Regions from separate parts of the Homo sapiens genome. Here all the other regions are linked to region 3. Evidence: chromatin contacts called from ENCODE Hi-C or POLR2A ChIA-PET data. All regions are on one chromosome and are shown on one strand. The core of a region is the stretch at or near the end of the contact, and the rest is flanking DNA. Distances in the headings are between cores, read along the strand shown. Region 1 overlaps PLCL2UT (PLCL2 upstream transcript). Region 2 holds the start of PLCL2UT (PLCL2 upstream transcript). Region 3 holds the start of PLCL2 (phospholipase C like 2).

Evidence for each region. Hi-C counts contacts between places; a loop is a spot of excess contacts on that map. ChIA-PET counts read pairs that join two places held with the same protein, here RNA polymerase II (POLR2A). Pooled maps may share reads with other maps.
Region 1: a map of cardiac septum shows a loop between it and region 3 (12-fold over the local background). The contact joins the enhancer-like site here to the promoter of PLCL2 in region 3. A Hi-C loop is called at or near these places in 3 of 168 maps with a recorded cell type or tissue (Right ventricle myocardium inferior, Right ventricle myocardium superior and cardiac septum) and 7 of 50 pooled maps. POLR2A ChIA-PET finds 5 or more read pairs at or near these places in 1 of 52 experiments (OCI-LY7).
Region 2: a pooled map shows a loop between it and region 3 (2.2-fold over the local background). The contact joins the promoter of PLCL2UT here to the promoter of PLCL2 in region 3. A Hi-C loop is called at or near these places in 1 of 50 pooled maps. POLR2A ChIA-PET finds 5 or more read pairs at or near these places in 2 of 52 experiments (OCI-LY7 and activated CD8-positive, alpha-beta memory T cell).

Annotation. Positions count from the first base shown.
Region 1 is chr3:16,739,958-16,743,704 of GRCh38, forward strand. The region is part of intron 1 of PLCL2UT (PLCL2 upstream transcript); the gene reads left to right. Among named protein-coding and RNA genes, the nearest start is that of PLCL2UT, 18 kb to the left of the region's middle. Within about 2 kb of position 2,139, at least 4 of the 41 ENCODE cell types and tissues checked have a DNase peak (open chromatin) inside an H3K27ac peak, as active enhancers do.
Region 2 is chr3:16,721,610-16,725,751 of GRCh38, forward strand. It overlaps PLCL2UT (PLCL2 upstream transcript), which reads left to right and starts at 2,557. Exons shown (of 6, transcript NR_199590.1): 1 at 2,557-2,826.
Region 3 is chr3:16,882,884-16,886,981 of GRCh38, forward strand. It overlaps PLCL2 (phospholipase C like 2), which reads left to right and starts at 2,072. Exons shown (of 6, transcript NM_001144382.2): 1 at 2,072-2,483. The coding sequence starts at 2,157. LOC105376972 (a long non-coding RNA gene) reads right to left here and starts at 1,459. Exons shown (of 3, transcript XR_002959616.2): 1 at 962-1,459; 2 at 523-687; 3 at 45-381. RefSeq lists enhancers at 216-924, 1,927-2,422, 2,423-2,922 and silencers at 1,225-1,894, 2,105-2,434.

The DNA.
Region 1 (3,747 bases), core at 889-3,388, 140 kb before region 3:
TCCACCATTTTACATTTCCACTAGCAATGTGTGAGTGTTCCAATTTCTCCACATCCTTTCCAACACTTGTTATTGTCTACGTTTTTGAATATAGTTATCTTGGTAGAGATGACATGATAACTCTTTGTGGTTTTAATTTGCATTTTCGTAACCACTAATGGCATTGAATGTCTTTCCATGTGTTTGTTGGCCATTTGTATATCTTCTTTAGAGCAATGTCAATTCAAGTCTTTTGCCTTTTTTAAAATTGGGTGGTTTTGTTGTTGCTGTTGAGTTATATAAATCATTTACCTATTCTGGACATTAAACCCTTATCAGATATAGGATTTATAAATATTTTCTCCTATTCTATGGGCTGTCTTTTCACTCTCTTGACAGTGTGCTTTGATACACAAAAGCTTTTAATTTTATGAAGCCCAACTTACCTATTTTTTCTTTTGTTGCTTATCATTTGGTCTCACATCTAAGAAATCATTGCCAAATCTAAGGTCATGGAGATGTACAACTAAGTTTTCTTCTAAGAGTTTTATAGTTTTAACTGTTATATTTAGCTCTTTGATCCATTTGCAGTTGATTTTTGTACATGGCATGAGGTGAGTCCAACTCCATTCCTTTGCATGTGGCAATCCCGTTGTCCCTGCATCATTTGTTGAATAATGTTAAGTGCTTTTTGAAAACATGTTTTGGGTGACTGCATAAGTTACATACTGCATCACCATTTGCTTACTTATTCCTCCTTTGTTTTGTGGTGTTCTAGAAATGCAGATAATTTACTCCTTGACCACATCTTTCTTTAGAAAACATGTTCAGCTCACAGCTTCAAAAAAGAGAACCCCTAGAGACATCATAAATATTGATTTTGGACATGGTAGACACTTGGCCAAAGCTGGGCCCATCAGATCTTTACTCTGGGAATTTAGCACTGGGATACTGATACTATGTGATCTAGATGTGTGGGAAACAAGTTTAAAGGTAACATAAAGTCTGGGTTCCATAATTTTTTTTGACTTTATGAACCATCTGGTTTACAACATCTGGTTATCATAATAACTGAGATTATTATGATAATTTCTGTATTAAAAGGACAGAAGAACCAGCTATAAAGCAGAAAAAAAGGATGCAGACACATTTAAAATAGAAACTACAAAAAATGGAGAGATTTGCAGTTTGTTAAATTTCTAATTCTCGTGAATTCCATAAGAATCTCTGCTTCCTTTACTTTCCCTGGTTTTCTGGAATTAGTTTGGGTGAATGTCTTTTCCTTTGCAAACAAACTTTCCCTGACTTAGACAGACCTTATACTGGTTAGGAATCTTGATTGCAAGAGACAGAAAACCCAACTTAACTGGATTAAGCCAAAGGACTCATACTGGCTTAAATACCCGAAAGTCCAGGGTATAGCTTGATGTAGGGACTAAAAAATGTCATGTAGACATGGTTCTCTGCATCCCCCAGTTCTACCTTCTGTGGTGTTCACTTAATTCTCAACCTTAGAAACTCTCATCTTCAATCATTCTGGCTACGAACAGTCTAAAAAGAAAGAACACTTTCCTACAACTCCTGAGCAAGTCTTGGATTCACTCTGATTGTGACCACATTGCGTGAGTCATGGCCCATCCTTGAACTAACCCCAAGGGGTCTTTTGCCAAGTCTGAGTCATATGTTCACTCCTGGGTAGGGAAAAACCTCATTGGAACCACATTGACTGAAAATGAGGAGGGAGGTTTTCTTAAATTCTGGATTCTGTTACAAAATAGAAATGATGCTGAGTAGACAAAGAAACAATAGATGCCAACACAGGCATTTAGATACATTCTAATTTTTTATTATTGCCTGTAACACTTATGTGCAGCCTTGTCCATAAATATTTGTTCACATCTCTCATTATGTCTTTAGGATATTGTTTAGCTCTGTTGTTGCATTGCAAATCACCCCCAAACTTAGTGGCTTAAAACAAAGACAATGATTCATTTCTCACTATTCTGTGGGCTGGCTGGGCTCAGCTGGGAAGTTCTGCTCCTTGTGGTATAGTTGAGGTTGCTCATGGAGCTGCATTCAGCTGATGAGTGGCTGGGGCTGTCCCATCCAAGACAGTCTCTTCTCCTCCTGGGCCTCTCTCCGTGTGGCTTTTCATCATTCCGCAGTGTAGCCTGAGCTTATTTATAGCGTGGTGACCAGCTTCCAGGATGTAGAGAGTGGAAATTCCCAGACAGTCCTCTTAAGGCCTAGGCCTGGAAGTCCCAGTGCCTTACTTCTGCTTCACCTTGTCAGTCAAAGCAAGTCACGGGGCCTTCCCAGATTCAGAGGGAGAAGGATATAAATATACTCCCAGAAATAGAAATGCCAGATGAAAGAGTATGCATATTTTAAGGTTCATGGTACATGTTGTGAGATTTGTTCCCCAGACAGCTTCTACCAATGTCCAACACCCCCCCCACCAGCAGTGTATAAGATCATGTGTTTCACCACACAAATGCAAACACTTAGTAATTTCACAGGTTTAAAAATAACAATGTGATTGTTGTCTTATTAATATTTGAGGGGTTAAACTTTTTCATATGCTTCTTAGCCATTAAAATAATTTTAATTATTTAATAACATATGTCTATGTTATTAGATTATGATATAGCATACCAATGTGTGCCATCATCTAGTTTAATAAAAAGCATCTTACTGTGAAATGTTCTGTGGGTTCCTCCCTAATTCTATTCCATTCTCTCCCTCTCAAAGGTAACCATTATTATAAATTTTTGTTTGTACTCCCATGCCCTTATTTTATCTTTTATAACAGCTTTTTTTGCAATATCATTCACATATCATACAATGGACCCATTTAAAGTATATAATTAATGTTTTTTGTACATTAACAGAGTTGTACAACCATCACTACAATACATTTTAAAACATTTTCATTATCCCCTAAAGAAACCCTGTACTTCTTAGCAGTTATATTCATTCTCCCCTTTCCCCTAACTCCCACCCTAGGCAATCACTAATCAATTTTATTTCTATTTAGATTTCCTATTTGGGGTATTTCATAGAAATAAAATTATAGAATATGTGGTCTTTTGTGTCTGGCTCCTTCACTTAACATGTTTTCAAGGGTCATCTATGTTGCAGACTGTATCAATATGCCATTCCTTTTTATTACTGAGTAATATTCCATTGTGTGAATACATCACATTTTATTTGTTCATTTGTCTGTTGATGGACATTTAGGTTGTTTACATTTTTGACTATTATGAATAATGCTGTTATGAACATTCAAGTACAAGTTTGTGTAGTCTTACATTTTCAGTTCTTTTGGAGTATTTCAATACCTTGGAGTGGAATTGCTGGGTTATATGGTAACTCTGTATTTAAACTTTTGAGTAACTGTCTTTCAGAGTGTTTCACACTTTGCCAGACTGTTTTCCAAAGTGATGACAGCATTTTACATTTCCAGTAGAAGTATGAGGGTTCCAGTTTCTCCACATCCTTATCAACCCTTTGTATTATCTGTCTTTTTGATTATAGCCATCCTAGTGGGTATGAAATGGTGACTCACTGTGGTTTTCATTTACATTTCCCTAATGACTAATGATACTGAGCATCTTTTCCTGTGCTTAATTTCCCTTCTTTTGTGATAGTTTAATCATGTGTTTGTATTTTTAGATAATATGTTAATTAGTTTTACATGTTTTAATGTAATTTTTAAATTGATATATAATAGTTGTACATATTTTGGAGGTACATGTGATATTTTGA
Region 2 (4,142 bases), core at 1,307-3,806, 160 kb before region 3:
GTTTAGGAAGTTAATAATTAACATGTTCCTCTTCCCCTTATCTTGACTTAGAAACAGCTGAGACAGGCATAGGAGTCAAGGGGATGGAGGTACACTATCACTTTCATTACTAATAAGAAGAATATGGCTTAGGTCTGACCAACTGGGCTTGTTAATGTGCTACAGCTGAATTGTACTTATCACCCTTCTCTGCATAATCCCAGGCCCCAGGAACCGATCTGTCCTGTCAGTCTACTTGCAGGTGTAGAAGAGTCCCGACCAGCAATTTCTTCAAGTGGGAAGGGCCAGGCCACACATGGCCAGTTCTTTCCCCAAACCCACCAATAAGAGAAGTGGTTGCTCCTCCACTAGGGGCAAGGCAAGAGGTGAGGAGTGTTACCCCAGTGGAGGGCCCCCTATTTGGAAACACAGGGAAAGGGGAATAAGTGATCCATCCTCCTCAACAAGGGCCATGCCGGGAAAGTAAAGGGCACAATGAGGGATTATAGGAGGGTACTTTTTTTAGGATCGAGATGTTAGGAAGGCTCCTTTGAGTGAGATATATAAAATGAGCCCTAAGCAATTTGGCTCCAGAATCCAACTTATCTGGGGGGACTAGGTCATGCAGGCTTTGACGTTAAGAAGTTGAGTTTTTTCCTAAGAGCAATGGCACAATTTTGAAGAATTTAAGCAGGGGAGGGAAGTAATCAGCTTTGCGTTTTCAAACAGCTATTAACTAGAGGAAGAATTGCCAAAATTAGAAAAAATACATATATAATACGTATTTACACACACACACACACACACACACACACACACACACACACATATATGTATATATATATGGTGCCCAGTTTATACTAAAAAAAAACCTGTCCATTGTTTATCTCTAATTAAAGTTTAACTGAGTGTCCAGTATTTTATTTGGCAACCCCAGAGAAGAAACAGAAAAACCAACTAAGATGTTGTTGCAGGTGTTGGTAATAGAGAAGATGACATGCAGCAGGTTCCAGTTCTATTTGGAAGTAGACTCTTAGAAATAGATTGATGTGGTAGGAGAGAGAGCCTGGGGTCAAGGGCCAGGCAGACTCTGGAGAGCCTCTGGATGGACAGAGCTGCCAGTGCATCCAATGCCACTGAATGAAAATAAAATCAGTTTTAACATTTCAGTCTGTTGCTCTCCTCTTGTAAATTTATGCACCCTATGTAGCCATCCTCATGACAACATCTATTTATTAACTGATTTCTATATAATGCGGCATTGGAACTAATACTGAGGGAAAGGGCCTTGTGTGCTGCCAAAAAAAGTAGCAAATAAACCATAGTTCTAGCAGTGTTGTGCCTAATATGACATTGCTTGTGACTGAGAAAATTATCGAAAGCCTCTGGGATCAGAAGACAATATAAATTAGTCCACAGATGGGAGGAATGCTGTTCTGGTCTTCTGACTGTGTCCCTTAACTTTTCAATTATGTAAAATTTTATCAATATAACCTATCTTATCACATCACTGTTGTGAATATCATGTGAATTACGAATATAAAACATCTTTTATTAATATTCAGGTATTGTTGTGGACTGAATGTTTGTGTACCCCCACCCCAAATTTATATGCTAAAGCCCTAATTCCCAATGTGATATTATTTAGAGATGGGGACTTTGGGAGGTAATTAGGGTTACATAAAGTCATGAGGGTGGGGCCCTCATGGTGGGATTAGTGACCTTGTAAGAAGGGGAGGAAAGATCCTTTGACTGTGCACCCTCTGTTCCCTGCACACATGGGAGAAAGGTGATATGAGGGCATAGTGAGAAGGTGGTCATCTGCAAGCCAGGAATAAAGACTCCACCAGAAACCAAATTGACTAGAACCTTGATCTTGGACTTCTAGCCTCCAGAACTGTGCATAAATAAATTTCTGTGGTTTAAGCCACTTAATCTATAGTATTTTGTTGTGGTAGCCCTAACTGAATAATATACATACTAATTTTTTTAACAAAAATAATTAGGTATAAGCAGGCAAGAATGTTAACACCAAAGCAAAATCTCTTGCTTTACTTAACTGATTATTTATTTAGAGACAGGTCTCTGTCTGTTACCCAGGCTGGAGTACAATAGTGCAAGCATGGCTTACTGCACCCAGGAACTCCTGGGCTCAAGTGATCCTCCCACTTCAACCTCCTAAGTAGCCGGGACTACAGGCACACACTACCATGACCAACTTTTTTTTTTTTTTAATTTTTTTTTAATTTTAGAGGCAGGGTCTTGCTATGTTTCTTAGGCTGGTCTTAAACTTTTAACCTCAAGCAATCCTCCCACCTTGGCCTATGAGTAGCTGGGATTACAGACCCAGGCTACTGTGCCCGGCTTCTTGCTATTTTCAGTCTGCCAGTGAATTTTCTGAATCTGTAAGCTAGGCCACCTCTAGCATATGTTCTCAAGTCTCCAGTCCTGGAGCAAATTATATTGTGTATATTTCCTTGCCTTTTCCTTTTCTACCTCCCAAACATTCACATTAAGGGCAGCCTTGAGAAGGCAATGTCACAAAAGGTGTGAGTGTGTGAAGAAGAAAGGAGCTTGGTTGCTAGGAAACCAAGGAGCCAGTACAGCCAAACAGCCACTAGGTGCTTAGGGATTATGTGGTTTGTGCTGACTGCATGTATGTTAGTAGATGGGGCCTTTCTCTTTTAGCACCAACTAGAATTCTGCCACATCCAGACTTCTAGTCTGACATCAGATGTAAAAAGATGCTGAATAATGTAATGACTAGTGAGGCTTTCCATTGCGGTGGTCCCCGCTTATTCACAGGGAATACATTCCAAGACTCCCAATGGATGCATGTAACTGAAGGTAGTATCGAATTTAATATATACTGTTTTTTTCTATACATATGTGTCTATGATAAAGTTTAATTTATAAATTAGGCACAGTAAGAGGTTAACAACAATAACTAGTAATAAAATGGACCAATTAAAACAATATACTGTAATAAAAGTTATCTGAACATGCTTTCTCTCTCTCTCAAAATATCTTATTGCAGTGTACTCATCTATTTTCAGACTGCTATTGAACGTGGGTAACTGAAACCGTGGAAAGCAAAACCACACAGATAAGGGAGGACTATTGTATGAAAGACAGAAACCCAACTACAGAAAAGAGAATTTGTTATATATAGTAACTGGGAAGTCTAGGAGTGGATACTGCTTCGGTTAGGACTGGATTCAGTAATGTGAATGTCATTAGCTCATTCTTGATCATACCTGTTTTCCTCTGTGCAATAGTCTCATTCTTACCTATTTTATTTTTCTGACTCTAAGTGGGATCCCTTCAGGCAGTAAGGAAGGGATAGTCTGGCTACAGAGCTCTAGGCTCCTATGTTTCCAGGAACCATCTCCAAGTAAAGAAAGAGCTTTTCTTTGCTAGGATTCGTATGTTAAATCCCAGAGAAGGGATCTGATTACTCGGTTGGGTCACAGGCTCTCCTATTGCACTAATTACTATGGCCAGAGTAGCAGGGTACTCTGATTTGCAGCCCCATTAAGAACTGCATGGAATATGGGAGGCAATTCTCCAAAGGAAAATGGGATGTGTTACAGGAAGATGAGAGAATTAACTGGGCAGGTCAAAACAGCAGATATCCACTGAAGTACTTGAAAAGACATCTACACAGTTAGCTCTGACTTTTATTCATGTGTAACTTCAATCAAAATTACATATGAAGGATGCCCACTGATGCACTGTTTTTAATAAAGAAAAAATGGAAACAACCCCAGTGTGCATTCATAGAGAAGCAGTAAATAATTGTAAATTCATATAGTATAATACGAAATAGCAATGTAACTACTGACACAGAATGTGGCCTTGATATAAATTAAGGGAAAACAACAAGTTGTAAAGCAGTGTTTAAAGTTTAAATTTTTTGTAAAAATGTTATTTCTGTGAATATTGCCCCAAATTGTTAAGAGTAGCTTTCTTATAGGAAGTTACTATTGGATTCCCTTTTGGTGGGTTATAAACTCCTAAAATGTGATATTTTAGAATGAGCAATATTAATTTTATAGTTAAACCAATAAAGATTAAATTTTAAAAATTCATTATAAATACTAAAAAAAAGTACAAATATTATCACCCATTTTGTAGGTTGTTTTTCACTTTCTTGATAGTGT
Region 3 (4,098 bases), core at 822-3,321:
AACTATCACAAGACAGAAAAAATAAACATTTTGAAACACAACGAGAAAAAAGAAAGAAAAGAGCTGAGACTGAATAAAACACTAAGCATTGTCCTTCGATGTAAAAAACTATTTCTGTTAGTGTGTAGGCCCAGGTTGGAAAGAGATGTACAAAAACACGAATTCAGAGGATCGGAAGAATTAAAACGCCCCCAAGAATAACATGAAAGTATTTGATGTTGCTTCAGGGGCAAGGGCGAGTATGTATATGTACGTAAATCCATTTCCTCAGAGGCTCCTTGGCAGTCTGTTACAACACCACGCTAATGAAAGCCAGGTCTTTAAGTTCACCCCGCCTCTGGACTATTAGTTTCTCCTTTGCGCCCTGCGGGGACTGCATTCCTGGAAATGAAAGCACACGAGTTGGGGAAGGGCTGGGGTGCCAGAGAGGGTAGGAAGCTGGAGCCCACGGAGCCTGGGATGGAGAGGTGGGTGGGCCCAGGCCTGGGGCGTGGGGTGGCGGTGGAAGGTCTGGGGTCTCACCCTTCGGAGTTTTGAGTCTTGTCTGGCTCCAGGGAGGGAGATCCAGGGGAGATATTTACGAACGGAAGCCACACGATCAGCTTGGACTTTTAGGCCAGTCACTCCGCCTTAAGTGGGTGCGTGAGAACCAGAAGAGGGACTGGCTGTAGCGCTGCAAGTGAGATCCTGTCCCAAAAGATGAGCCTGACTTAGGCTGGGCCCCGCAGGCCGGCAGGGCCAGCCGGCATCCCTGGTAGGGGAATCGGGAAGGTCTCAATGATAAATCTGTGTGTGGAGACTCAGAGGGCACGAAATAGGCTCTGCTGATGTCCTCTGCCCCTCATAGCCTGCCAGCCACCCCAGCCTTCACCCCTGCCTCAGCATCCTTCCAACTAGTTGAATCAATCAGGAGCCCAAGGGAAAGGAATTGGTCCCAGTGTATGAAATGAGTCTGACCTACTGGGGAAGTCAGAGAGGAGTGTCCCGAACTGGGTGGGAAGGAAACGAGTTCCGTGCGCGGGGCTGGGGCAGGAGTGAGGCGCAGCGGCCGAGATCCTGAGCCCCGGGACCCTTGTTCCGGGCCCCGAGGCCTACTTGGTAGTTGCCCCTCGGGGTTCCGGGTGGGTGACTGACAGTTGCAGCAGCTCTGGGGAGGCGAAGGATAGGCAATGACTTGGGGCTCCCGTCCACTCGGCTTTGAGGTCCCCGCGGCCCGATGACCCGGCCTCGGTGACAGCAGCCGCGACGGCGGCAATCTCGACAGGGAGCTAGGCGGCTCATGGTGGGTCAGGGGGCGACCGAGGAGGGACCACGCGGCCTGTAGGGGGCAGCGCCGAGCTCGGGAGGAGACAGCAGCCGGCGGGTGGGGTGGGTCTGGGCTGCCCCCTCCGGGAGCTGCCCCGGGGCCGCACGGCGATTGTCATACCCGGCCGCCCCTGCCCGCCGTGGGCTTCCTCTCGGCGCCGCGGGCCTTAACGGGGCTCTGAGGGGACGTGACAGAGCTCGGCACGCGGCAGCCTCTGGGGAGTTAGGGTCCGGAGAGACCCACGCGTCGCCCCCCGCCCGCCCGGGGCCGGGAGATCCTCGGGAGCCGCCTCCGCGTGTCCAGAGAGTGTCGGGGCGGCCGCCACTTCCCCTCGCCCTTCGCCGGAGGTGGGCGCCTTTTCCTGCGTGGCGGGTGCTCCGACCCCAGTTGCTCTGAGCCCCGGGGAAGCGCGCCCCGAGCCCCTGACGTGGGCGCCCCGTTACCTCGGGGTGGGTGCCTGGGGCCCCTGAGGTGGGCGCGGGTTGCCCCGGGGTGGGCGCCCGGCCCGCGCGGGTTATTTTTGGCGCCCGCAGAGGCGCGTGTGTTGGGGCGTGTTTTCCTTCCCCAGGTGCCGAGAGCCGGGGCTCCGCCGGCGCCGGAGCTGACTCGTCTCTCTCTTCTTTCCCCTGCAGGAATCTTCCGATAATTCTGCCGCCGCGACTTTAACCGTGCGCAAGGCGAGAGCTCGAAACAAACATCACATCTAAATTAAAAAAAAAAAAAAGCGGAAGAAGCGGCCGAGGCGGCGGCGGGAGGAGAGGAGGAGGGGCCGCGCGCGGCGGCCCGAGGCGGCGGCGGGGACGCGGGGACGCGAGGACGCGGCTTTGTGCAGGCGGGTCGCGGGGCGCCCATGGCGGAGTGCGGCCGGGGGGGCGCCGCCGGCGGGGCCCTGCCCACCTCCCCGGGCCCGGCCCTCGGCGCCAAGGGCGCCCTGAAAGCCGGAGTGGGGGAAGGCGGTGGCGGGGGAGGTCGCCTCGGCCACGGGCGGGCGCGCTATGACAGCGGCGGGGTTTCCAACGGAGACTGCAGCCTCGGCGTGTCCGGGGACGAAGCCCGGGCTAGCCCTACCAGGGGACCCCGCGGCGTTGCGCTCGCCCCGACCCCCAGCGCGGTCGTCTGTACCCTCCCCCGGGAGAGCAAGCCGGGCGGCCTGCCCCGCCGGAGCAGCATCATCAAGGTAGGTGGGAGAAGGGCGCTCATCGCCCACCCTCAGCCGTCCTTGGATTCTATTTTCTCCCTGGGGGAGTGGTGGTGGAAGGAGGAAGCCCACTGCTAACAGGAACCACTGGAGCATGGGTGCTTGGGGTGGTTGAGCGGGGATTGGATGCAAATGGCATGTGGAAAGAATGGAGAGGTGATCCCTAATGTGCAGGGGGAGCTGTGCTCAGACATCCTCAGTTGAACTTGGGGCTGTCACCTCTTCCAGGATTGGTCTGGCATTAGGGCCTTGTACCTGCCGGGGTAGGGCATACTCTTATGTGTAGCCTAGTCTGGTTAACAGACTCCCTGTAAGATTTCTATTGTATCTTAAACACAGATAGGGATTATGTGAAATGTGAGAACATTTTCTTAAAAATCCCAGGCGGCGAACAGAGGGTGAACAGAGATTATTTAATAGGGTTCTTCTGATCCGTATACAGTTAGTTGGCTCTTACAAATGTTTACACTTCGAGGGTGCAAAATCTCCTAATATCCGGTCACTCAGTCACAAAGAAAAATAGAGTAGATTTCTGAACATAAATGCAGATTTCCGCTTTCTTAGGCTCAAAAGCTCAGAGATTACAGTTCCACACGATTTAATCTTTTTCCTTGCTGCAGTAGGCAGGCCTCGAGTACTGTGGAAGTTCTTTTGGGCAGTTTGCTTGGTTTTGCTTGCACAGTGTTAGCGGAAGAAAGCCAGCGATTGTTTTGAGCATTTTAAACTCAAGAAGTAATATTAGGAACTCCCGAGTTTGTGTTAGTTTCATTCTAATGTTACATTTTGGTTCGCAATGTAAAAATATTTTTCATGACATGAAGTGCAAAAAAAAATAGTTGATGAGCTAAGAAGAGCAGAGCCTTAGGCAAGACCAGCTCATTCGGCTCGCTCAAGTTTGGAGCAAATGAAAACATTGCTTTCTGAAAATCAAGGAGTTATCAGGACAGGGAGCAGCAAAGCAAATTGACAGGCTGCACCCACCCTTCCTGTGGCTGATAACTGGTGGGAGGGCAGAACGTGCCACAGTAAAGAGAGTTGGCAGTGGTGGTATCTGAAATTTTATTGGACCTACAGAAATCTTCCAAGTACTGTGAAAATGTCTGATGGTGTTATCAACTTATGCAGTAATCTAGTGAAATATACCATCTTGCTACTCTATGTAAGAGGCAATTGTGAAACTGCATTTCCCTTTGTCATCTGTTTGCGCAGTTTATGTCTGGGCAAGGACACAATTTGAAGGGTTTGGAGATGAAGTGTATTAACTACCTGCAGCACACACGTAGAGATAAACTAAGGAAAGTAAAGTGTCTTTTTGCTGCATACATAGCTTTTAGTGACTTACGTTTTCTTTTACTCTGTAGCTTATGTTTCCATGGAAGTTGCTTTCAACTGTGCATGATAATCAATCCTATTGACAGAGTTAGGTGACATTTCTGTTTTTATTTGTCATAAAATATTTGTGGTGATTTTGCATTGTGGTGTTAATAAAATTTGAGGTGAAAATTCCAAAGAAGATACCAGCCTACCTAATTTTAACCCCTTTCTTTTAATTGTTTTGAATACTTGTTTTTGCATTAAAAAATCAAACTTTATT